Regions from separate parts of the Homo sapiens genome. Here all the other regions are linked to region 2. The links are chromatin loops, found by intact Hi-C in ENCODE. Cell type or tissue: heart left ventricle. All regions are shown on one strand.

Region 1 (8,000 bases), 360 kb after region 2:
GCCTGCACATCAAGCTGGCATGCATCGCACACCTATGCAGGCAACTCAAACACAATTCTCGGCAAATCTTCTGTCATCCCCATCTCTACTCCCAGCAGAAGAAATCACTCCTTCCTCTGTGTTCCCATAACATATGCCAATATTATAACATTAACTACACCACACATAGAAAAGTATTAAGGTACAGACACTGGAGTTGCACATCCTGGGCCTGACTCCCAGCTCTGCCATCAGGAGCTGTATGGCCTTGAGCAGATCATCTCATCTTTATGTCACAGTTCCGTCATTTAGAATATGTGGATATTAATAGCACTTACTACTACCTGGCTATTGCATGGAGTAAATGAACTAGTGCATGTAAGGGACATATAACAGCTCCTAGCACCTAGGAATTACTATAGAAATGCTAGTTACTATTAAGAATTTATTTAGAGCACTGACTCTTCTACTGAACTGTGAGGATCTTGTAGGCATTGGTCATTCCTTAATGTTTTTATATTTTTTTCCCCAAAGCAAGCTTAGTTACTGCTGGTTAAAAGAACAGAGTGACTTTCATATAAAAGTGACTAACACAGCATCTGACAATTAATGAATCCAGTGAGTGAGTGAATGGGTGAATATGGAGTTTGTGGAATAGTAGTTGACACAGAATAGGCATTCGCTAAGTCTTTCAAGATGAAGAGGCATTGTCTTCATCACCGAGGCATCCGCTGGCCTTACAGCTGGATCCCACTGAGTCTTCAATTGCTTTTATTGAGGTATTCTGCGGTTGTGGTGTCCTAGGTCAGATTCTTCTTGTGTGGGATTTCAGGGTCCAGGGACCAGGGTGGTCTGGAGTTGTCAAAAAGCATCCTGGAGAAAACACGTGAAGTGAGCTTCAAGAATAGACCAGTAATCAAGAGCCTGGGGAGGAGAGAGGGCCTGCCAGCGCACAGCTTGGGTCTCCTTTTGCTTGATGCTGTGTGACAAAACAAACGTAAAACACAGGAAACAAAAAGCTGAGGGCACAGCCTCCACCCTCGGGGAAAAGACCATTATGTTAATTGGATAAGAACTTGGAGGAAATTTATTCCAATTGACCTTTAACTAGGAGAAAATATAAAATATTTGAAAACTTGGGAAGTATCAAGGCCCTAGGCTTACAGACAAAGAGGGAATGAGTTCCTCTGCAAACCCAGAGGAGCTGGGTTGTCCAGGCCCAGGGAAAAGGAACCCTTCGTTGAAACAAGGGTCCCTGGCCAGGGAGGGTCTCCAGGAGGCTCCTGCTGCAGCCAAGGTGCAGAGTTTTCTGGATGAAGGGGAGGGGCCCTTCCAGACCCTGTATACCTGAGTCCCTGGGTCTGAGCAAGCGTGACCCTGCAGAAGGCCTTTCTGCACAGCCTCAGCACCTCAGCTTTGGCACAGGAAAACCCTCGTCCCAGTGCGACTGGAGAGACAGACCATCTGCCTACACCAAGCCTCTGCAAAGCCCAGCAGAGAGCTGAGGCCATGCGGCTGCGCGGCAGCTTGCTGGACTGTGGCTCGGCTCACTGTAAGTGCTCTGGCTGTGACCAAATCACAAATATGTTTTGCTCTGAGTACCTTCCCCCTTAATTTTTAAATGTATATGTATTTCAAGGGAAATGAAATCCATGGGTTTCTAGTTCATTTACCCTTAAATCATTAAAATGCTGTTTAAGAACATTAGGCATCCAAGGAGCTTTTCCAGCTATTCTAATAAGCATTTGAAAGACTCTTTTCTCCCCTCAGGGACAGTTTCATCGGAAGCAAATGGACTCAGAGTTCCAGAGGATGCAGTTTGGTTTGGAATTCTATGTCAATGTTTTATGTAAGGCAAGGGATCCTAATCCTGGTGAAATATACAATCCCCTCAGTACAGGGAAGGCAGAAGAATAATTCTCTTGCTTTTACTGACTTTGGGTCTAGGAGAGCGCCTTTAACTTACACCTGGAATTATTGAGGAATAAATTGAACAGGAGATAACATTTATAGAGCACTGACTGCATACCAGCTCCTGGGCTCTGTGCCTTAATGTCTGTCATCCCTACATAATTACAAGGAAGGAATTGTCCTCGTTATTCAAATGAGGCTTAGAGAAATGAATCCTCTTACCTGCGGTCTCGAGTGATGGCACCTGAATCTATCATTCTGACTCGAAGCTCTTTCCCATCTCATGGCCTTGGACATTTTCCCAGGGTAAGAGTACCAGCTGGCTTTTCAAAGCACTGACAAGGTGCCCAAAACATTACCAAGAACATTTATTCATTCATTTGAGAAACATTTGTTGATGGCCCCAGTTCCAGGCACTAAGTTAGTACTCATACTGACCCCGCAAGAGAGGCATCATAGTTTCCATTCTACAGATAAGGAAAGGGTGGGTGTGTTGGGAAACAAGGCTCAGAGGGTCTGTTACTTGCCCAGAGCCACTTGTCTTTCTGCCACTTACCATCTGAGGCACAGAAGCTGCAGGCAAGGGGAACTCGAGGGCACTGCACTGTGGCTGCTCTGATCCGAGCAACTTTTTAAAAGTGACTTGGTATAAGGTCACTTAATACAGGAGCAAGTTAGCTCATGCCGTGGGTGGCTTCAAAGCCCTGCCCTTTGTGAAATAGGCAGAATGGCTGCTCTATTTTAAGTAGAAATGTTGCGTGTAAGACGTCAACCCCTTATTGGTAGAGGGGGAGGGACAATCTCATTCAGTTCATTAACAGGAGAGAATTTATCCACATAACACAGAAACACTAAGTCAAAAGCCGTATGAGAGATTTCTAATGAAAGTCTGGTTGGGGTTGCTGTGTGAGCAAAAGTAAAATGAAATTTGGGAGGGAGTAATGGCGCCTACTCATTTGAACCGCAGCTGCTATTTCTCTGTCCAGTATAATTATAGCGGAATTAAAGGAGACAGGAACACCTCTTTGCACTGCTAAAGTTAAAAAGTGGGTGGGAGAGCATTCTGAAATTAGTCCTTCCTGCAACACTCACACTGAAATGTTTGGAGAAAAAGGAACCACTAGAGGGTGCTGTCCAGACAGCCAGAAAGACGGAGAAGAGGCTGTGGTATACACCATATACTGAGATTGTCAGGAAGAAATTCATTCAAGAGGTATTGCAGTGGTCTGTAACTTTCAAACAAACTATTATTCCTGAATGACTCCTGCCTTTTAAACGTCTATGAACATGCCCCTTCCTGTCTGGTAGGAATGAGCCTTTGCTTTCTTCATGGGATGGGTGAGAGAACAATTTTCACTCTTGAGCACTGCCTCATATTTTCCTGGTATGTGCTCCAGGATTAAACTTTCAGATTTATTACATTTTCTATCTATGCAATTTTTGTCCTAAGGTCGTCACAGCAAACACTTCCACAGAGTCTCGGAATGTTTTATAAACCAGTCATGCAGGAACACGTGCTGTGGTGTAACATGCTGCCCCCAAATTAGAGAATGCTCAGCTTCTGTCCAGCTTGCCTAGCATCTGAAATAATGAGAGTGGCAAGGCTCGTAAGAGAAACGGAAACACAAGAAACATATTAAGACCTGGCACACAAATAAATAAAGTTTAACTGCACCAATGTCATCTCACAGTGGGAAAGTGATTTCTAAAAAGTTTTCAGACACACTACCTATGTTATCATTGCATCTTTGTAATGACGTCGTGCCTTAGGAGAGCCTTTCTTATCATTTCATACACTGTAAGCAGAGGCCCAAGGTGGCAAGGTCAAAACCGCAAGGCTGGTTACTAGCAGCGTCAAGATTCAAACTCTGGCTTTCTTTTTTCTGAGTCTGAAACACTCGTTTCGCTACTATGAAGGATTTCTTGGTTTTCAGTAGGCATACTGGTGAAATAGATTCATCTGGGATTTCTGGTAAGGAAACAACCGTGTATGCATGGAGCAGCTGAAGCCCGTAGCAGAAGGGGAAACACGCTAGCCTCTGCTATCTTTCCGGCTGACACAAACAGGGACCCTTTTCCTTTCTTCCCTCGTGGCTGTAACTGCAAAGTTTCTTGCATGAGGACACTGTCATGATGAACGGCACCCCTGTTTACCACCAAATCGGGTTGATGTGGCCGGCAGTGTGTATGTTTCTAAACAAGCCGGCAGCGGCAGTCCCAGATCCACACCCTCTCTCCCTGCACTGCCAGCACTGACATGACGGGAACCTGGCCGGCCCCCCAGCCAAAGCAAGATGGATTGAGATACAGAACTTTATTTTCTTTTTAAGCAAACATGAGCTAGAGTTGCTGTAACTCAGCCACGTTCCATTTTATCTTCATGTTAATGAAACCGCACAGCAAAATTCTGGGGCACGTGGAGGGCAAAGTCCGCTGCCTGCTCACCAGCCCTGAGAGTGCCTTCTTGTTGCTTCTGGGCCTTGTCCTGCACGTCTCAAAGGATATCGCCCATTTCATGGCCTGTGAGGCCATCACACCCCTTTAGTGAGAGTTCTTTCTCTCCCTCTCTTTCTCATCTTTTCTGCAGTGTAGACAATTTGCATGCACTTTCCCTTACCCCTGCCCTGCCAAGATCTAGGCATGGTTGATAGTGAACTGAGTAGTGTTCAAATTGGAAGAAAAAGAAAATCCCTGTCCCTCCTTTCAGTGGTTGAGGAAGTGGTCAATACAAAAGATCTATGTAGCATCATTTTATACAAAAAAAAAAAAAAAAAAAAAAAAAGACAGAGACTGCCTCTCTTACCTGTTACTTGTTGTGGTTATCCCTGATCTAGCAAGGAAAGTGTCACTGGAGGGTACCGGGAGGCAGGCACTGTGCTGGGTTTTGAAAATGGTTTTGGTTGTGCTGTTTTTCAGCATTGTTTTCTTCTGTGTCAAAATATTATTCATATACTTGGTTATAGATGCATTGAAATCCCAAGATATGCGTAGAATTGTGTTTCTTGAGGGTAGGAGATACAAACAAGTATATCCCACTCAAGATTATATATACATATACACATACATTTCCTCAGTTAATAATCAAATTACAATACAGTATATATTTCAAACTTCTCCATTTGATGTGAGTTATGGGAAATGCTAAGCACTGTTTCCATTATGTGGTGAACCTCAATATCGGCCAGCTGACAGAACTCTTCGGGATCCTCTGTAACTGTTCCCTAAGCTGTCCTGCCAGCCTCACTTATCCCTGCAAATAGACTATCTTTCTGCCAGCTGCCACTCACAGCTTTAAATCCCACGCTCCTGTCCATGCTATTACTCAGTTCTTAGAACACCTTCCTCACGCTTGTCTACCTACCAGGAATCTTATCTTCTAGGACTTAATTCTACGTCCATTACGAACACTTTCTGTCATCACTTCACTTTGAAAAGCTCTCTCCCTCCAAATTCCAATAACACTCATGCCACTCGATATCTCCTCTGTTGAATTACTGAACTTTTGTTTTACAACATGTTGTTATTATATTTTCTTTGCATTTTTATCTTGTCACTGCAATCAGCCAGGATGGCTGCCTCCAACTTCCCCTCAGTCCCAAAGCCACAGAAACCACAATAAAACACAGTCAAAGGTGTGCCCTGGCTTGTCTGAACATCCTCCTGTGGATTCCCTTTAGTCGATTAAGAGATAAAGAGAAAGGTAAGGCAGGAGTTGTGAAATTCCCATTCGGCCCAATGCCTGCCCCGCACCAGGCCTGCTGCCTGATTTCCATCCAGCTCCATGTACCTGGGCCGGGGCTGCTTCCAGGGCAGGCCTCACACCGTGCAGAACATGGCAGCCTGCTTGCTCAGTAAGCAGCCACGTGGTGCTCCGGCCCTCCATATGCTTCCCTGGCTTTGTCTCCTTCCCATCCCTCAGCAGATCTCTCCAAGCCTCTCCAGGATGAATGCAATGTCTAGCTCTAATGGTCTCTGAGTGTCCTGCCAGGACAGGAGCAAGTCCAGTCCATGCTCCCCAGGCTGAAAGAATCCCAGGCCAAATCTGGAGGGGTCCCTCACCAGGCTCTCAGTCCACAGAGATGCTGCACCAGAGCAGCGTTGCAGAACAGAAAACTGGAAGGTTGGGAATCAGGGAAGAAGGTTGGGAGGCAAGATGCAAGGGCATAAACTGCCCATCAAGTTGGTAGGCCAATGTAGCAGGAAGCCTAGGCTCAAAACCAGAATTAGGAAAGGAGAAACATTGATGAGACAAGTCATGCTTAGCTCCAAGGAAGGCTCAGGGCAAATGTAGCAAGCAGGTCAGTTTCCAGAACAATCTGTCCAATAGGCATTTCAGTAAACTGCTGACTTTACTTACTGTCTACTGCTGAGTTGACTCAGGAGTAAACTCCTGGGGCTATTCCTGGGGCAGGAATTGGGAGTGTCACATGAACGCCTGCACATAGTAAGTGCTCAATTATTATTATATTCTATTTCTTCTGATCCTCCCCAAGGGCACCAAGGCTGTGGGAATGGTTGTTCACCCTGGATGGATTTACTTCGCCCCTCTTGGAATTGCTCTGTTTTTCATAAATTGAGAGACTTAGGGGCAAGATATTATTTGTGTCTACACATTGCACATTAAAGTTCCCTAAGAGTTCTTTGATGAGGATACTTTCGAATTTCTGAAGTAAAGAAAAAGGTAATAGAGCACATAATCCTTTCTGTCAGGTTTGTATAAAAGACATTATGTGATTAAGCCAGTGTCTGCGTTCCAGGAGCCTGCACTCAGCCCACATGAGTTTTTGATTGCTGGTTCTGTCTGTATTGTTTGAGTCCTCTCTTTGATTCTCTATTCCTAAGACAAGGCTGAAACCACAGGAAACCAAAAAGGAAGCCAGGTAACAAATGTTCCTCAGAGAGGTGAAGCCCTGTGGATGAGAACTCGCGTGCCCTGGGGCTCTGTGGGCTGTGATGCTGGAATAGGTCAGGGTGGGCACACGTTCTTGTGCTTATTTTGCAGCTGGGCTTTGGGAGACAGGGAGACATTCCACAATGGTGGAGCCATTCCATATTCCAAGGGTGACAGAGCCCTGCCTTCCATTATAGGAGACTACGACAATGTTTGTCAATCTTCACTTTCCTTCTCTACGCAATACAGATTTATTACTTCGCTCTTGAATGCAAGATTGGCCGCATGACTTGCTTTAGTCATTGAAATTTGGGCAGTAGTGACTGTGTGAATTCCAAGCAGAAATTTTATTATTCACTGCATCCCTGTCTTCCCTCTAATGTGAGATTGACAATCTGCCATTTAGTGGCCCCTCTGTCAGTCTTGGTGCAGAGCAAATACCCTGTGGGACAGAAGAATGTGTCCTTGTGAGTGAGAAGCACATAGCTTCTTGCCACTGCCTCTAACATTTAGGGCCACTTGTTGTCGGATCATAACTGAACCTGTCCTGACTGAGGCATACATCGTGCCCCAGGGACCTCTGACCTCTCCCTTTCCACAGGAGCCAGAACCCAGGGCAGAGCCCTCATGGGAATGAAGCATCCCATTCAGAAATGCTTGTCGGGATGCAGAGAATGGGCTAACATGTTTTCAGATGCCTAGGTCGTGAAGATTTCTAAAAACCCCGCATCTTATCAGTCTCACTCAGGATCAGCAAACCACCTTATTTCACTTTCCATTAGCTTGGGAGTGCTTTGCAGAAGAGAGAAGAAAAGGCAGGAAAGACTTCCCAAATCATTTCAGGAACTGGAGAGTGATTTCACTCATCTTATTAACAAGCCTGTGATGAAGGGAACATGCCACCTGAGTGTGCAATTCATCGGTGTCACTGTTTTGCCTGGTTCAAATCAACTATGGGAGATAGGCTGTTGACCACATTTCTGCCCTCGCTGGTGGTACGAATGGCCCCCTCCAGACAGGAGGAAAGCAGTCAGCCCTCCCTGAGAGGGGTTCTTCAGGATTTCCTTCCCCTTTCTAATGAGGGGCTTTCATACCTCCTAGAAATTTTTTTTAATTTTCATTTTATTTTATTTTATTTTATTTTATTTTATTTTATTTTATTTTTTTAATTTTATTTTTAGACAGAGTCTCACTCTGTCACCAGGCTGGAGTGCAGTGG
Region 2 (8,000 bases):
GGGAGAGCAGGGTGTGGACATCACTGCAACATGCCCTCTTTCTGAAGAGTCTGTTACCTGCTTTGAGGGCTACTCTTATGCTAATTGTGTCAGGAGCCCGGTAAGAACAAGAACGGGGAGGAGAAAAAGTTAGCCTTAGAAGGTGTCGGTGAAAGAACGCTTCGCATCTTGAGGGGTTCCTGTGGGAAACCTGGCTGGATCCGGAAGTTCTGATGAGCTGCCATGGCTTACTTGCGACTTCTCCTTTCTCTTTTCTTTTACTTCCTGTTATAGCTTTAGACTTTTTTTTCTTTGTTTCAAATGATGATGCTTTTTCTCCCACAGGGATTAATACCAGCTCGTTAGCCACTTACTTTCACTGCGTCTAAAAACCAAAGGCTGATGTAATAATGGAACCTTGACCTGGTTAGGCCTCAATGCCATTTTATTCTGCAGCTTCTATTTCTTGGTAAAACATGTATCCATCCCAGAGTAATTTTAAGGTTAATGCTGTTGTCGCCTGGTACCTTCCACTGATATCACAAATAGCTTTTCTAGGCAGAATTTCTGGGATGGAAAAGACAGTCACCACGTGGAGACTGAGATGAGCCCACACCCAAGACAGGGCAGAGGGCCCGTGGCCAACTGACTTGTCATGCTAGAGGCACAGTCCGAGGCTCTGGACACCCCTGGTTGGGGTAATTTTGTTGTTCTAGTAGGAGGAGAGAGATAGTCTGGGCTGGTGGCCTTCTTGACCTTGGGTCTGGGGGCTCTGTAGGAAGCAGGAAGCGAATACTGCTAGATATGTGCATCAGAATCACCTAGGAGGAGAGAGGCAGGTTAAAATGTGGAGTCCCTGTCCTCGTCTCAGACGGAAGCATTTTGAACTAGCATCCCAGGTCCTTCTGATTACCTGCAAACCACTCTGTCTGTCACTTAAAACCTGTGACCATGGCCTACAGTATTTGAGTATTTGAGTATTTGAGTCAAAACCTGTCTTCTTCTTGTCTTTTCTCCTCCAGCTTTGAGAAATGGCTCTGTGGCCATGGGGCAGGGTGGAGTAAGGGCAAGAAGATGTTGTCATTGCCAGCAGCCAAGGCTCAGTTCCTGAGGCACAGTGCTGCCCAAGTCCTTCCAGGGGCCAGCACCATGATGCAAGGATTGCTAACTTGGAAGACTTCTTTGCTCAAATTCAGACCATGACTTCCTGTTTGTCCCCTTCTTCTTGGCCCATCCTGTTTGTATCTCCTTCGTCTTGTGACTCTAAGCAGGGGAGTTAGCTGGGAGGGGTCCCCATTTACCCAACCTGGATTGAGCTGTGTCTTCATGCGCTGATCTGTGAGTCCAGGTTCTGGGTACAACTTCATCTCTTGCACCTTAAACAGGCTTTGCCCGTTTAGGGTCAGAAAACCCTGGGCTTGGATAGAAAATCCCCCGAGGTTTAGGATTCTTCCTTCTCTAGCACACACCTTCCTGCTTCTTCCTTCAGGGAAGTCCCCAAATCTTGAGTTTCTGGGCTGGGATGTTTGGCTTTGGGGTAAGGCCTGGGGGCAGGCTCTACAGCCAAGTTTTGATGAATTCCTTTCCTGCTCCTTAGCCTCTCACCAGCCCAGAGCCGGCGAACCTGCTAAGAGTGCCTGATGTGCACAAGGGGTCTAGTGGGGGAATCCACGCGCCAGACTCACTAAGAAAGAGATAGGAACAAGGACAGAGCATCTGGTCATGAGCAAGTTCCCATCGTCCTTTAGCCCATCATGGATTCACGCCATCATGTGGCCCTCAATCCCTTAAAAATGATCGACATGTTAATAAGGTTAGACTGCGTCATCTGCATTCAGCATGGGCCCAGTGGCAATAGCAGGTGCTGAGAAGGAGATAGCATCAGCTGCCTCATGAAGATGGCTTTTTCAGTAGCCTGGAACTGGGCAGCACTACTCAACCTGAGATTAATCAGAGATCCCGACGGGCTTGAGGTTCTCCCATGTTCCCTCGGTCCTGTCTGCCTTTGTGCTTTCTCGAATTCTTAGCACCCTTGGCCACATCTCTGTAACCTAGAAAATTACAGAAGGAGATTCTTTAGACAGCTGGCACTTGCCTGCATTTGTTGTCTAGCAGCTCTGGGCCTGGGTCTCCCATGCCAGCTACTGGGAACTATCTCTGGTGGTTACAGCCTCAAATCTGTGTCAGGGCTGCCTGGGGCTGAGTGCACTTCCCTTTAAGTGGGACTCCACCCAAACCTCTAAGTATGCTGAAAGCTGAGAGTGATCTCTTTGATTAGTGGCTCTTTGAGGCTTATTTGGTTGGTTCAAGGCATTCTCTAAGTCTCAGTTTACCAATCTGTAGAATGGGTTCCAGCCATGTATGAACCTTGTTTCCAACTGCACAGAGTAGCTGAACACCTAGGTTAGATGATAACAAATAAACACTTCTAAATTTTTATTATAAAAAAACTCATCCTGGTCCTCTAGGAATAGGGTAAAGAGAGAAGGCAACTCGCATGTTGGAGAAGGGGAGAGGACATTCCATATTGTTAAAAATGGGAGAAGATAAGGTAGAATCATACTGACCATATATGTATGTCTTTGTCACAGTGATGAAAATTAGTAAAAGACAATCTACTCCTTCATTTATTGAACAAGACTTTATATACGTTCTGATTAAACAATGTATTAAGATATTCTCCTGCCTCAAAAATCATTAATCGAGTAAAACAGGAAATTGTTAAGCTTTTTCTTCTTTTTGACCCCCAATAAAATATGCATTCTGACTTTGAGCTTTTAGGTCTTAGTTTTTCTGCTGTAGAAAACTAAGGCAACAGACATGGCACCTTTGGTCTCTCAAAACGTTGCTTTGTGGTATATTTGGTGGGGTGCTAGATACATGGACTTGTATGTCAGCCTTGGACAGCTGGAACTCCAGGAGCCCCATCTAATAGCCTTTGGCCTATGGGCACTGGCTTTTCTGATGCTGGTCCGCTGGACAGGGACCCCATCAGCCTGCAGCCCTGTTTGCAGATGGACTGTTGCCATCTGCCTGCAGCTGCCTGGGGCTGGAGACAGAGAGATATGGAAGCAAACTGTGATTCCTGTCAGTGAGCTCAAGTGTCAGCCCCCAGATGGTCTGTGGCTGCTGACAAGCCAGGCTGTCAGGAGCAGTGGATGTTAGCACCTCTGATACCGACTGGCACTTTCCAGACAGAGAGGGCCAGGCAGGTGGCTTCACCTTGGGGCGGCTCTGCTCTCCCACTCCTTCTGATCCCAGTCCTCAGTGCAGGGCTAGGTCCTGAGGACATTTGTCCCTCTTGCCTTTTATGCTGTTGGTGGGAGACCCAGACTTACAACTTGCTACTTATCTGCAAAGCCTTGGTTGCCTCTGCATTTTCCCTGAGGGGTGGGGATGGTTCTAACACAGTAGGGCATGGATGTAGTTCCACTTGCTGGATTTATACACCACTCACTTGATACCCCAAGATGGTGGTATTTGTATGGCTCAGGGAAGGATTAAAGGTAGCCCTGAGAAGGGAGCCAAAAGAAATCCAAAACCAGAGAGAAGCTTGAAGATGAATGTGCTTGCTACTGCCTTCCTCTAAGCATGTGAACATACATTCCCTCCTCTCTTCTTCACCACCCCCTTGCCAACCATAGATGCATGCCCCTTCCTGCACACATATACACGCAAGGCACACATGCATTTCCAAGCCAGAGTTTAGCTACTCTCAAAATCACATTCACAGCTCTTTAAGGAAAGCAAGTCTTCCCTCTTGCCTTCTATATCTGCCTTTCCAGAACTCCCAACTCTAGCCCCCAGCCTTGGTGCTCTCCCTGTGGGCACACATGGCAGGAGGCCCACAGGCTGCCTGTGCCAGACACGGCCATACATGTGTGAGTGCTTCTTCCTAGCAACGCAGAGATTCCCTGCACATCCACCCACTCGCCTCTGCGCCCCAGAGCCAGTAAGTAGGTGCTAGAGGCAGGGCTTTTGCTTGTCTCCCATCACGTCCTGTCGCCACCCCCACCCCAGACCTCTTGGTTCGGAGAGGCTGGGGACCATCCTGCAGTCACTAGCCTAACTTAATTAAAAGTTTACAAAATGCTTTGAGAACCCCCTGGGCAATGTGCTGGGTAAGTGCAAAGGATTATCATTATGATGCAGGCGCATTCTCGTTAATGAGCGGAGATGCTGTGCTGAGAGACCCCCGGAAAGGCCAAGATGAATTGATGCAGTGGGACACAGGCCGTTGATTGGAATGGCTCCTTGCACTTAGCATGGGAAACGATAAGTGACAATCAGATTGCACAGTGAACTCCAACGTGGAGAAAACCAGGCTATCTGGCACTTCAAGGGGCAGAGTCTCTCAAGTGGCCTGAGCGGTCATTCTGGAACCTTTATTCCTGGGGAATTTACAAATGGTGTTTTACCACACTTGGGAGTTACTAACGGTTTTAGAAACACAGTGGTCTCATTCCTTATGGATCACCTGGAAAAACTTATCTTTGGTCTCATTTGTTCCTCACTAAGAGACTGTGAGGTAGGCAGTGTAGATGTCACCCTATTGTGATCTGATCTTCGCGTTGCCTAAAACCCTATGTAGACTTCCGGTTGACTTTAGAATAGACTTCGAAACACTTCAAATGACCCACAAGGCCATGATCTGGCCCTGCATTCATCTAGCTTCATCTCCAGCTCTCTGCCTTTCCAGCTCTGGACTTTAGTCACTCTGGACAATCACAGTTCCGTAGACAAGGCCTGTTCCCTCCTTCCTCAAGGGCTTCACCTGTCAGGTTACCTGAGCTTGGAAAATTCTGATCCTCTTATAATTTTTTCTGGCTACACATCCTTTCCATCCTTCAGAACTCAGCTTAAATGCTGCTTTCCCAGGAGCTCATTCTTTATGCTTCAAAGTAGGCGAGGCTTCCCTGTTTATTGTGCAAGTCCTCGGAACCAGACTTCTCTTTTCTAAAACTGTGAGTCCATGTATTTCAAACTAATTCTTGGTTTTATGTCTCTCTTTCCTCCCTAGACCATTGTTTATACAGGCAGAGACCACACCTGTTTTGTTCTCCAATATGTTCTCAGTGCCTAGCACGGGTGGGAGAGAGCAAGTGCTCAAACAGTATTTGTTGAACAAATGAATGAGAGAATGAATGAATGAATAAATAAACACTGAGTGCTCACTTACTTTAGGCAATCATTCTGTTCCATCCCACTGAGTCCTCAAAGGCATTGAGGCCCCCAGTTTGGCCTGCCCAGCAGCTTGTCCCCTGCAGAATGAGGGCAAGAAGCTTGGGGATGTGCCTTGCTTCTGAGAGACGGGAATGTGCAGGGAATGCTTATAATGATTACTCATTCCAGTGTTCTTGCTTGTCAATAAACACCAGCTCTGAGCTACCGACCAAACACACATGCAGCAGCACAGAGCTGGAGCAGCACACTTTTGGATCTCACATCGCACACTGCGACAGACACGCCTGAGAGTGTGAGTCGTTCCGTAAACACAGATGTGGGCCCTAATGTGGGCTATTGGTTTAATACAAACTAAAATTACTCAGCACGTTTAATCAGGGTGTCTGCTGAAATGGCCCCAGTTATTTGAAATTTAGAGTCAGGCCCATGGTGCTAACAAGCAAAAACTGTACCAATCAAAAGGAGAATTCTGTTGTTCATAGGAAGTGCAATGTTGGGTTAGAGATACAAAAATGCAATTGCATAGCAGAAGGTCATGAATGGTCAATCAATGCTTAAACGGGTTGATGTTCATATGGAAAAGGTAAAAAGCAGCTTAGCAAATCACAGGATATAAAAAAGGGTGCTGTATCACTTCTTGCACCTACTCACTTATCGCAGTCTGGCCTATTTCACGGTCTTGCTGTTGTATGGCTGTGGGATTCTGAATGGCGGACATCCTGACTTATTCATCTCTGAATACTCTACAGTACCAAGCACATTTATTTATTCAACATGTGATTTATTGAGTGATTACTATGTGACAAATACTATGCTAGGCATTGGGAATGTATGCCTGAACAGAAATTGTTATGGTTCCTGCTCTCATGAAGCTTACAGTCCAGAGGGAGAGACAGACATGCGTCAAACAAACACCCAGACAGTTGTGAAATCATGACCGACATGAAACTATGGAAGGGGAGGTGTGTGGTGCTGTGATTGTCTGTCAGGAGAGCTTGATCTTGCCAGGGAGGCTGGTGAAGCCTTGGTTATGAAAGTGACAATTGAACAGAGATTTGAAGGAGGAGGAGTAGAAATTATCCACACCCAAGAGCAAAGACCAAAGGAAGAGGCAGAATGAACAGGACGGGCAAAGTCCCATAGCATGAAGAATCAGAGCACATTCTCCCACCTGACTGGAGTGTAGAGGAAGAAAGCATGGGCCAAGATGAGGCTGGCAGCCTGGTAAGGGGTCAGAAGATGAAGACAGCCCTTGAAGGTCATGTGAATCATTTTGGTCTTTATCCTAGAAATAATGGAACTCTGTTGATGTGATTCATGATTTACATTTTTTATTCTTGTTCTTGTTGCAGTTGGCAGAATAGATTGGGAGAGAACAAACCAGGAAGGGATAGACTAGTCGGAAGACTACTGTAGTAGTTCAGGCAGGAGATGGCTGTGCCTTGGAACTTAGGAAATATTGGTTGGAATGGAGACACGAATGCACTTGGGAACTTTTAAAGGAAAGTTGTAGGTGGGAGTCAGAATCTGCAGAACTGAAATCTAAGTCTCCCCACTGTCAGCACCAACACTCCTGGGAGAGTGCTGAGAAGAGCGTCCGTCCTCAGGTTCCTGCTTGTATGCTATCTCTTTCAGTTTAGGTGTGATCTTGTCCTGGAACAAGGAATAGGTTGTTTTTAGAAATCCCATACTTCTTGGCGGTCTAATAATCTCAATCTCTTAACTGGTGCCCTCTCTGGGTCTAATGTAGGGCTTAAAATTGAATAACTCGGTTTCTCTACCCTTCAAAAATATTACAAAAAGCCCTAGTTGTGTTTTGTCTTCTGGATTCTGTCTGTGGTTGTTTCCTCCTGGAAGAAATCAGGCATTTTAGAAAAGCGCTAATTGGACGCCATAGTAGCTTGTGGCCACCAAGATGCAACTAGTTCACAAATATTATCACGATGCAAAGCATGTATGACCTCCACATGGCCCACCGCCTAGACCCCTCTGAGCAGAGAGTGGCATCTATGGCTGGCTCCCTACAAACATTTTTTAAATTGCAGTAATTTATTTAAAAAGTGAAAGGTCCTTGGAATCAAAAGGGACCTTGGAAATTGTCTAGTTGAGTGCTTTCATTTTATAGATGAAGCACTCGGGCAAAGGGCATCTGAGTGTCTTACCTGAAGTCACATAGTCAGATAGTGACTGAGCCCCCTCTTGAATACAGCTCTTCTCGTCACCTGTCGCGTGTCATATCAAATCATAGTGAAGGGCTGGACTGAACTTTGCCTCCCAATCTGTTACGCTGCTGGAAAACGGACCTATAACCTTGACCATTACTGTGTTCCCTTGAAGCTCTCTCACCTTAGTGTACAAAGAACATTGTGGAACAAGGTAGCTCCAAGCTCCCTCTTACCCAAAGATCAGAATCTAGGTCAAAAACAAACAAACAGAAGCCCTGTCTCCTTCAGTGGCATTTGCATACTTCGAATGACCTTTGTAATGATCTGGGAGACTTCCAGAAATACTTTGCTCCTTGATATGCAGAAGAATATGTTCAGGGTAGTACAATACCAAATGCCAGATACGTGTCAACTTGACTTGTTTGGTCTACGCACCATGACAGGTACCTGATTTTATCATCACTACACTATCAAAACATCTATTTTTAAATATCTGTTTGGGCTTGGCTCTGCACTAAGCCAAGAGAAAATCTATACTGAGAATCCCACAGTCTCTACATTAATGATTCATGTTAAATGGTGGCTTAGAGTGTACAAATCACATACATGTACGGCATGACTATTTTGTGTGCTACTAAGGGAAAGAGCCAAATGCACTAGGTCTTCTTACCT
Region 3 (8,000 bases), 160 kb before region 2:
GGTTATATCTGAGCATCCATTCAAAGCTTTATAACTCATATTCTAGAACTTGCTTGCAATTGATTCAGTCTTTCCATTAAGTGGGACTTACAGATGATGGTGGATAAGAGGTAATAGAATTTTGGAAATCGGAGGGCCTTTAGATATTATTTAGTCCATTTTCCTCTTTTTTTTTTTTTTTTTTTGGATGAAGAAAGTAGGACCTAGAGAAGTGAAGAAAGCTCTGTGAGGTCACAAAACAAATTAATGGCAGGGACAGGGCTGGAACTCAAGTTTTTTGACTCTTTGTTCACTATTCTTTTCACTGAACCACCCTAGACATTTCATAGAATTGACCAATGAAGCATTTCTTTTTGTGAATATAGGTCTGTATATTAACTGTGTTTTTCAGTGGTTTCTTTGTGCATGTCTACAGACTTGTGCTGGCTGGAGAGTCATCTGGGAGTCTTATTTTAAAGTGTATATGGCTATGCATATGCATATGTATATGTGCGCATTTCCTGTCTGTGTCTGTCAGGGATTCTCGTTCAGTGTGTCTGAGGTGGGACGGTAAATCTGCATTTTGGGAAACCTTCCTCGGGGGCTGCTGCTGCCCAGCCTGGTGTAGACACACTGGGTGCTTTCGTAGACACACTGGGTGCTTTCACAGATTCACAGCCTTTCACTTGGCCCTGCAGCTTGATGGTGTACACACTTTCAGTCAACTTTTCCTGAAAAAAAATTTAGCTCTTTTTTGAAAACTTTAAAGTCAGTTTGTCATTAAACAGTTTTATTTATACCTAATGATCACAATTCCCTAGATTCTTCTCTCCCCCTTTCAGGCGGCAACTGGAACACTGAAGGCCGCAAGCGTTTCCCAGTCTACTGAGGCAGAAGCCAGAAGAGGGGACTGGTTGGCAATAGCAGCAGGTGGAACAGAGAGATTTTCAGTCTTCTTAGAGCCTTGTTGTGTGTGTTACATTTCCTTTATGTGCTCAAAGTGGGATACTCAAGTTTTGTGGAATTACAGAAACGGGGGAAGACCATTTCCATCCTTTTGTAAGCAAGCCCTATAGTTCAGGGCTCTTACACTTTGGATCTATGGGCACCTAGAGGTCTGAGGATGGGCTTCAGAGAACTTATTAATGCCCTAAAGTGTTAGTCCCAATTTTGTACGCACACACTTGCATTATGGTAAGGGGAGACCCCATAGGTTTCATCAGGTTCTCTGAAGTCCCATGGCCCTCAGTAAAGAAAAACTTGCTAGAGCTGGCATTTGCTACAGGATCATTTGAGATGCCACGTTGCTTCTCCAAGGTGTACGGTGGTGCCTTGGGTTTAGTCACTCAGGATCGTGGAGAGACTCTCCCTAGGTGCAGATAATTGAGGAAGAATAGAAGTAGAACTGACCCGCAGTCATGCTCTCCTTCAGCAGATAATTCCCCTCTGTGTTAAAATAGACACAGAGTAGATGAGTTGAACATGAGGAAATGAGAAAGGAATGTGAACATTTATCGCATTTATAAATTATAAATAGCTATTTAAAGTATTTGACATCTTCAATGCGGGGAGCAAATGTGAATGGCAAGTTTTTATGCCAAGCTTGATATAATCCCAAAAGTAAGCTGCTAATCCAGAAAGACGACCTGTAGCAGGGAATTAGCAAAGTTTTTCTATGAAGAGACAGACAATATGTGAGACTTCGCAGGTCGTCCAGTATCACTGCTGGCATGAGAACAGCCACAGATAATACATAAATGAGTTGATATGGCTGTGTTCCAATAAAACTATATTTATGGACACTAAAACTTGAATTTTGTATACTTTTCTGATGTAATAAAATATTTTTCTTCTTTTAGTTTCTTTAAAACCATTTACAAATGTAAAATCCATTTTTAGCCTGGGGTATGTAGAGAAACAGGCTGCAAGCTAGATTTTACATGTGGGTTGTAGTTGGCTAGCCCTTGAACTTGGGTAATTTAGAAGCTTTGAATTTTAGAATCCAAGTTAAATGAACATCGTTCTCCAGTTTTCTACTTTGGCTTTGGCTAAAGAACTCAGAAGTAAGTTAGGCAGCAATTGTAATAATTGAATTTTAATGTCAGAAAGTCCTTATAACTTGATTAAATCTTGTTCTATATTCTATCTTTCCTTAATTATGCTGATCCATTTTGTGGTATTTTTCAGCTCACAAAGGGCTTACATTTAATGATTTCATTTAATCTGGTTAAAATCATTTTCAAATTTTTTTATTCATATAAGTAGAACATGAAAATATTCTTATTGTTAAAAGTATCAAACACAGAGAAAAGTGAAAGTTCTCATTATCCCTCTACCCAAATCAACTGTTTTCACCAAAGAAAACTATAAATTTGATGTAGATTCTTTCAAAATCCTGCTTTTTCAAAATTTATTTTTTAAAATAAATTTTGTTGTATATGTGTAAGGTATACAATATATGATGTTAGGAAATATATAGATAAATAGTAAAAAGGTTACTACAGTGAAGCAAATTGATGTATCCATCATCTTAAATACATAGTTACCCGGTTTTTTTTGTGTGTGTGGCAAAAGCAGCTAAAATCTATGGATTCAGCATAAATCCCACATACAGTACAATTTTATTATCTACAGTCTTCATGTTGTAGCTTAGCTCTTTAGACTTGTTGACCTTACATCTTAGGTATTTATATGACATCTAGTTTTGTGGATCTTTTTTTCTTTTTAAGTTTTTGCTTACTCTGTGGTAAATAATGTTGTACGTATTCTAAACTTGCTTTTTGTTACTTTACAATAAATACATCATAGAGATCATCCCATATCAATGCATATAAAACACAGGTCCTATTTCCTTTTAGTTCATACAGAGTAGTCCATAGTTTGTGGTATAGTAGCTTGCTTATTTTTTTCTTTATGACAATGACTGTAGCTGTTTTTAATTTTTCCCTTTTACAAACAATGCCGCAGTACACATTAACCCACACATGGGGAATGCCAGGGCAGAGGGTTATGTACATGTTAAATTTGAATAGGTGCTCTCTACTTGCCCTTCCAGGCAGCATGGCCAGTTGATGCTTCCACCAGCAACATGTGAGCATCCTCTTTACCCTGTACCTTTTTATTTATTTATTTATTTATTTATGTTTTTGCCACTCAGATGACCACAAAATGGCATCTCCCTTGATTTAATCAGCATCTTTTCACGTGTTTATTAGATGTATACACTTCCCCTTCTGCACATTTTCTAGTCACAGAATTTGTTCTTCTTTTCTATTAGTTTAGTCTTCTTTTGCTTATTTGAACTGTTGGTGCTTACATACAAACTGGATAGCAGTCGTTTGTCCATTATTCTGCAAATTATTATATATGTCACAGTGTCTTCTCACTGTGCAACTAATTTGTTAATTTTGCTTTTAATTGTGCAGGCTTTTTTTTTTTTTTTTGGTAGGTGTATTGATCATCTCTCCTCTTTGGCCATTCCTGTTGGTATCTAGCATAAGAAACTAGACCTTTGACCACATACATATTAAGGATTTCTGATCAATGAAGAAAACTATAAACAACTTTAACAGATGGATGACAGATTGATAGAGGATATTTGCAAGATAAAAGAGAAATTGACAAGAGATTAATATATAATTCACACAAAGAATTCTTACAAGTCAGCCAGAAAAAAAATATTGGGAAACCTAATAGAAAAACGAGCAATGGATATAAATAGCAATTCACAGAAGGAGAAAACCAAATAGCTAGCAATCTGAATAGAGATACTCAATCCTACTGCTCACTAGATAAATGACAATAAAAACAGCAATGAGATATAATGTTATACCTATTAGATTAGCAAGAATTTAAAAGTTATATAATCCTAATTGTTGTTGAGGATGTAAGAAAATGGGAAAACACATGCACCGCCAGCAGGACTAGAGTGTGCTGCGGCCATCCTGATAATTGTGCAGGACTTGGAGGTCCCACTTGGTGTGTACCCTACAGAAACGCACGCATGACTATGTAAAAAGGCATGCTCTGCACTACTCATGGCAGCCTTTTTTGTGGCAGCAGAGTTAAAGGCAACCTGCATGTTCATCTCTAGATGAATAAATAGGCCAAATGTGATGGGTGATAGGGAGCTAACAACACAGAGTTGAGAACAGAATGTAAAAATCAGAACAATATCTATAGCTCAGTTCCACTGGTATACATTTATAGATGCATGTAAAAAATGTAATGTAAATTCATTAGAGTGGGCGCCTGTGGGAGTGGGGGAAGTGGAATGGTGATCAGGAAAGAAGAACGACTACACATAGCCAGAAGAAATCTTGTACAGATTGTGAGGATAATCGTCCATCAACTAGGGCGTTTGATTAACCGAATTCTCTGCATCTTGGTTCCAAAGGGGAGAAAGCATCTTTTATTTCATGATTACAAACATCTTATCCTATAATCATTTCTGACATCCATATGATTTGTTTTCTAGGCTTAGCTTTGGTATTGATTGGAATTTATTTTTCTGTACATTATCAATTAGTTCATAACTTATATTTCTTCTTATTAATGGTTAATGGCTTTAATGCTGTTAAAGAATTCATACCTTTCTCCCTAACTTGAAACATGACCTTTATCACATACTAAATTCCCACATGAATGTGGGTTCCATTCATTTATTTGAATATTTTTGTGGCGTTTTCATGCTATCTTAATTACTATAGCTTTATAAGATGTTTGTGTGTTCTGTCAGGTGAATCTCCACTTGCACTCCTTTTTTTTTCAATATTTTGTCAGCTATTCTTTCAACTTTATCTTCCAGAGTAATTTCATAATCAACTTATAAATTTTATTAAAAATCCTATAGAAATGTCTGTGGGGGTTGAATTTACTGAGTTTGTCGATTAACTGAGGGAGAGTATTTGCCTCTCTACTTAGCAAGGTCTCTGTTTTCTTCAGTAAAGCTGTATAGTTTGGCTCACATAGTCCTGGCAAATTTCATGTTAGGTTTATTCATGAGTGTTTCATAAAATTCTTCCTATTACTGTGACTGCTTCTATTACAACATTCTAATTTAATATTGCTGGACATTCCAATGATTTTGATTTTCATCTGATGTCTGGTCATTTTAATGAACTGTTGTCAATTAATTCTAATAGTTTTAAAATGTATTCTTTTGGGCTTTTCAGGTAGACAATAATATATTTAACAAATAATGACAGTTTTGCTTCTCGGCAGTATTTTTATTTTATTTTTTTCTTATTGTACTATGTAGGACCCAATTGCAATGCTGCTTAGTGATGCTGAAAAGTGAGCTTCTTTACTTTAATGAGTCTTCCGCTATGTCACCATTTCATATTTGATTGGCTTTCATTTTCTGGTAAATATTTCTTATTGAATTAGGAGATAGGATTTTTTCTTTTATTCCTCATCTTCTAGTAGATTTTTCTAAAAACTCACAATTGGTATCAAATATCGTCAGGTATTTTATCTGCATCTATTGTAGTGATAGCAGTCATGTGGGTTTTCTCATTTAATGGTTTGATTTTCTCAGAAACTCAGTGAGCTAGATATTAATATACCCATTTTACAGAGATGGAAACGAAACAGCATATAAGTTAAGAAAATTGCTCAAAGTTGGTCAAGCAGTGTGGAACACCATGCCATGAACCCCTGGATTTTCTACAGTTGGCACTGTGTTTGCAGGGCTGTGGTAGCCGTGGCTCACTGTAGATTGTGAAACAAAGGTGAGGATTTGCATACTGTTGATTTCACCTCTGAGGATGTATCCTAGGAAAATAAAGTGTGTGAAGACTATGAACAGTGATGTTTATCACATCACAAGGTAAAAATGTGAAAAAATGAAAAAGTTGAATGAGAGATGAGATGTCATCCATAACAGGTATTAAATGAAACATTATTTTCTTATTAAAATATTAATGATAAGAGAAGTGTTCCTGATAACATAATATGTGAATAAAAGCAATAAGTCTATGACATTTCTGAAAATCCCTGGGAAGAATGCTGGTAAGAGGAATGAAAGGAAGACGCATATTGGAGTCCCAGTAACAGGAAGCCCCTCCTTGGCAGGATTTTGGAAACAAGCCAGTCTCATGTGCTCGGGCCTCTTTAGAGGGACATTTGCTTAAATACATAGCGAGTGAAGGTCACTGAGGGCTGCAGCACAGGTATCTTGCATCCCTGACATGAAGCTCTGGTATGTTCTATGTCTACATCTGGTCAACAGTTGCACCGTGTCAGTGAAAAGTCTGCAGCATCAGTCTCTCTCTGGAATCCCCTGCAGACTCCCCGTGCCCTCCCGACAGCCAGCAGCTGTCACTGCTGGCTCTGTCTCAAGAGCCTGCCACCCTTCATCTTAATGACCCTCTAGACAAGGCAAATGAGGCAGCTCTGCAGGCCCCTTCTCTTCACCTGGAAATGAATTAGTGGTCCATTAGCTTAATGAGGAGCTCTTCCTGCCTCCCCCACCAGAGGGACTGTGCTTTCAGGAACGTGGAGATGTTTTGGATGCAGGTCACACCCGTGGCCAATCAGAAACTATGGTCCAGGGTTCTTTCTGCCCACTTTCCAGCTACGTGGGTGATGTCTGTCTGCTGCTTTATTTTTTTCCCTTTGCAAGCAACTTGTCGTTTGATCTGAATTTAAACAGCCCCGGCTTGCCTGGAGGAGGATAGGTGGGGGGTGGTACAAGTGGCAAATGCTTCTCACAGCTGATATGACAGCCTGGAAGGAACTCTCTTTCCAGTTTCACTCTTGTTTCTGCCTCTGATTCTTTCTTTTAGAGGCTTGGATCAACTCTAACAAACAAGGCGTGGCTGGGAGACTCTCAGGCCCTTTCAGAGTCCTTCTATATATTAACTATAAATTCTTACTGTATGTCAGGTGCTTTGCTAGGTGCTTTTCAAGAATTAGGACATTAAATCCACATAATAATACAGTTTGTTGGAAGCTATTACTATCCCCAGTTTAAAGATGAGAAAACTGAGTCTTAAACAGGTCAAGAAACATGGCCAAGATTTCACGGTCAGTCCATAGCCGAGCATGATAACAGCAGAGCTGGCACTTGCTGAGTGCTTTCTATCTGCTTCGCATGTCACCTATATTAGCTCATTTATCCTAATAACCACCCTGTGAAATAGGCATTATTATTGCCATTTTGGAGTTAAGAAAACTGATGCTGAGATGTTAAGTAAACTGCCCAAGTCTACTTAGTTAGGAAGTGGCAGAAGTGAGGTTTGCACTCACGTAGGTCTGTCTCCAAGGCTAGCAACCGTGACGCTTGGTCTCAGCAAATATTCATTTAGTGCCAGTTAGCAGACCTTGGGTTGGGTTCTTGGAATCTCAGGTGGAACAGGCCATGCCATTAAAGAATGCATAGTCCAGGGAGAAGGAAACGCGGAAAAGACAATTTCAACATAAGAGAGAAAGCCCAAGGAGTGGACCTTGAAATGTAAAAGGATTCCCATATGTATTAGTCAGGGTTCTCTTAGATGGACAGAACTAATAGAATAGATGTGTGTGTGTGTGTGTGTGTGTGTGTGTGTGTGTGTGTGTGTATAAAGGGGAGTTTATTAAGTATTAACTTACATGATCACAAGGTCCCACAATAGGCTGTCTGCAAGCTGAGGAGCAAGGAGAGCCAGTTCAAGTCCCAAAACTGAAGAACTTGAAAGCATGGGAGAAAGATGTTGGCTGGGAGGTGAAGCCTGTCTCTCTGCCTCACGTTTTTCTGCCTGCTTTATATTCATGGATTGCCGATTAGATGGTGCCCACACGATTAAGGGTGGGTGTACCTTCCCCAGACCGCTGACTCCAATGTTAATCCCCTTTGGCAACACCCAGGATCAATATTGCACCCTTCAATCCAATCAAGTTGACACTCAGTATTAATAATAGCACCAAAAGAGAGGATGTTTCATGTAAATATTAAAAGATGAGTTGAGATTAGTTGAATACATGGTTGCTGGTGATGAGACAGAGGCAGGTCTGACAGCTCAAGGCTGTGTAGGATGGAC

The links. Hi-C counts contacts between places; a loop is a spot of excess contacts. Peaks named below come from ENCODE experiments on the same cell type or tissue, not always from the same donor. Only the 100,000 strongest peaks of a DNase experiment are listed, where the experiment ranks them.
Region 1: it touches region 2 in a loop (2.3-fold over the local background); 2 of 110 quality-filtered maps call a loop at or near these places.
Region 3: a loop joins it to region 2, with 2.5 times the contacts of the local background. A loop is called at or near these places in 4 of 110 quality-filtered maps.

Annotation. Positions count from the first base shown.
Region 1 is chr11:133,158,658-133,166,657 of GRCh38, reverse strand. The region is part of intron 1 of OPCML (opioid binding protein/cell adhesion molecule like); the gene reads left to right. Among named protein-coding and RNA genes, the nearest start is that of OPCML-IT1, 200 kb to the left of the region's middle. In heart left ventricle, a CTCF peak has its summit at 3,011 (motif pointing right); no DNase peak of the experiment used is centred here; H3K4me3 peaks cover 315 bases; H3K27me3 peaks cover 898 bases.
Region 2 is chr11:133,522,077-133,530,076 of GRCh38, reverse strand. The region is part of intron 1 of OPCML (opioid binding protein/cell adhesion molecule like); the gene reads left to right. Among named protein-coding and RNA genes, the nearest start is that of OPCML, 6.4 kb to the left of the region's middle. In heart left ventricle, no CTCF peak of the experiment used is centred here; a DNase peak (open chromatin) is centred at 3,080; H3K27me3 peaks cover 2,196 bases.
Region 3 is chr11:133,680,479-133,688,478 of GRCh38, reverse strand. No RefSeq gene overlaps it. Among named protein-coding and RNA genes, the nearest start is that of LINC02743, 130 kb to the left of the region's middle. In heart left ventricle, no CTCF peak of the experiment used is centred here; no DNase peak of the experiment used is centred here; H3K27me3 peaks cover 629 bases.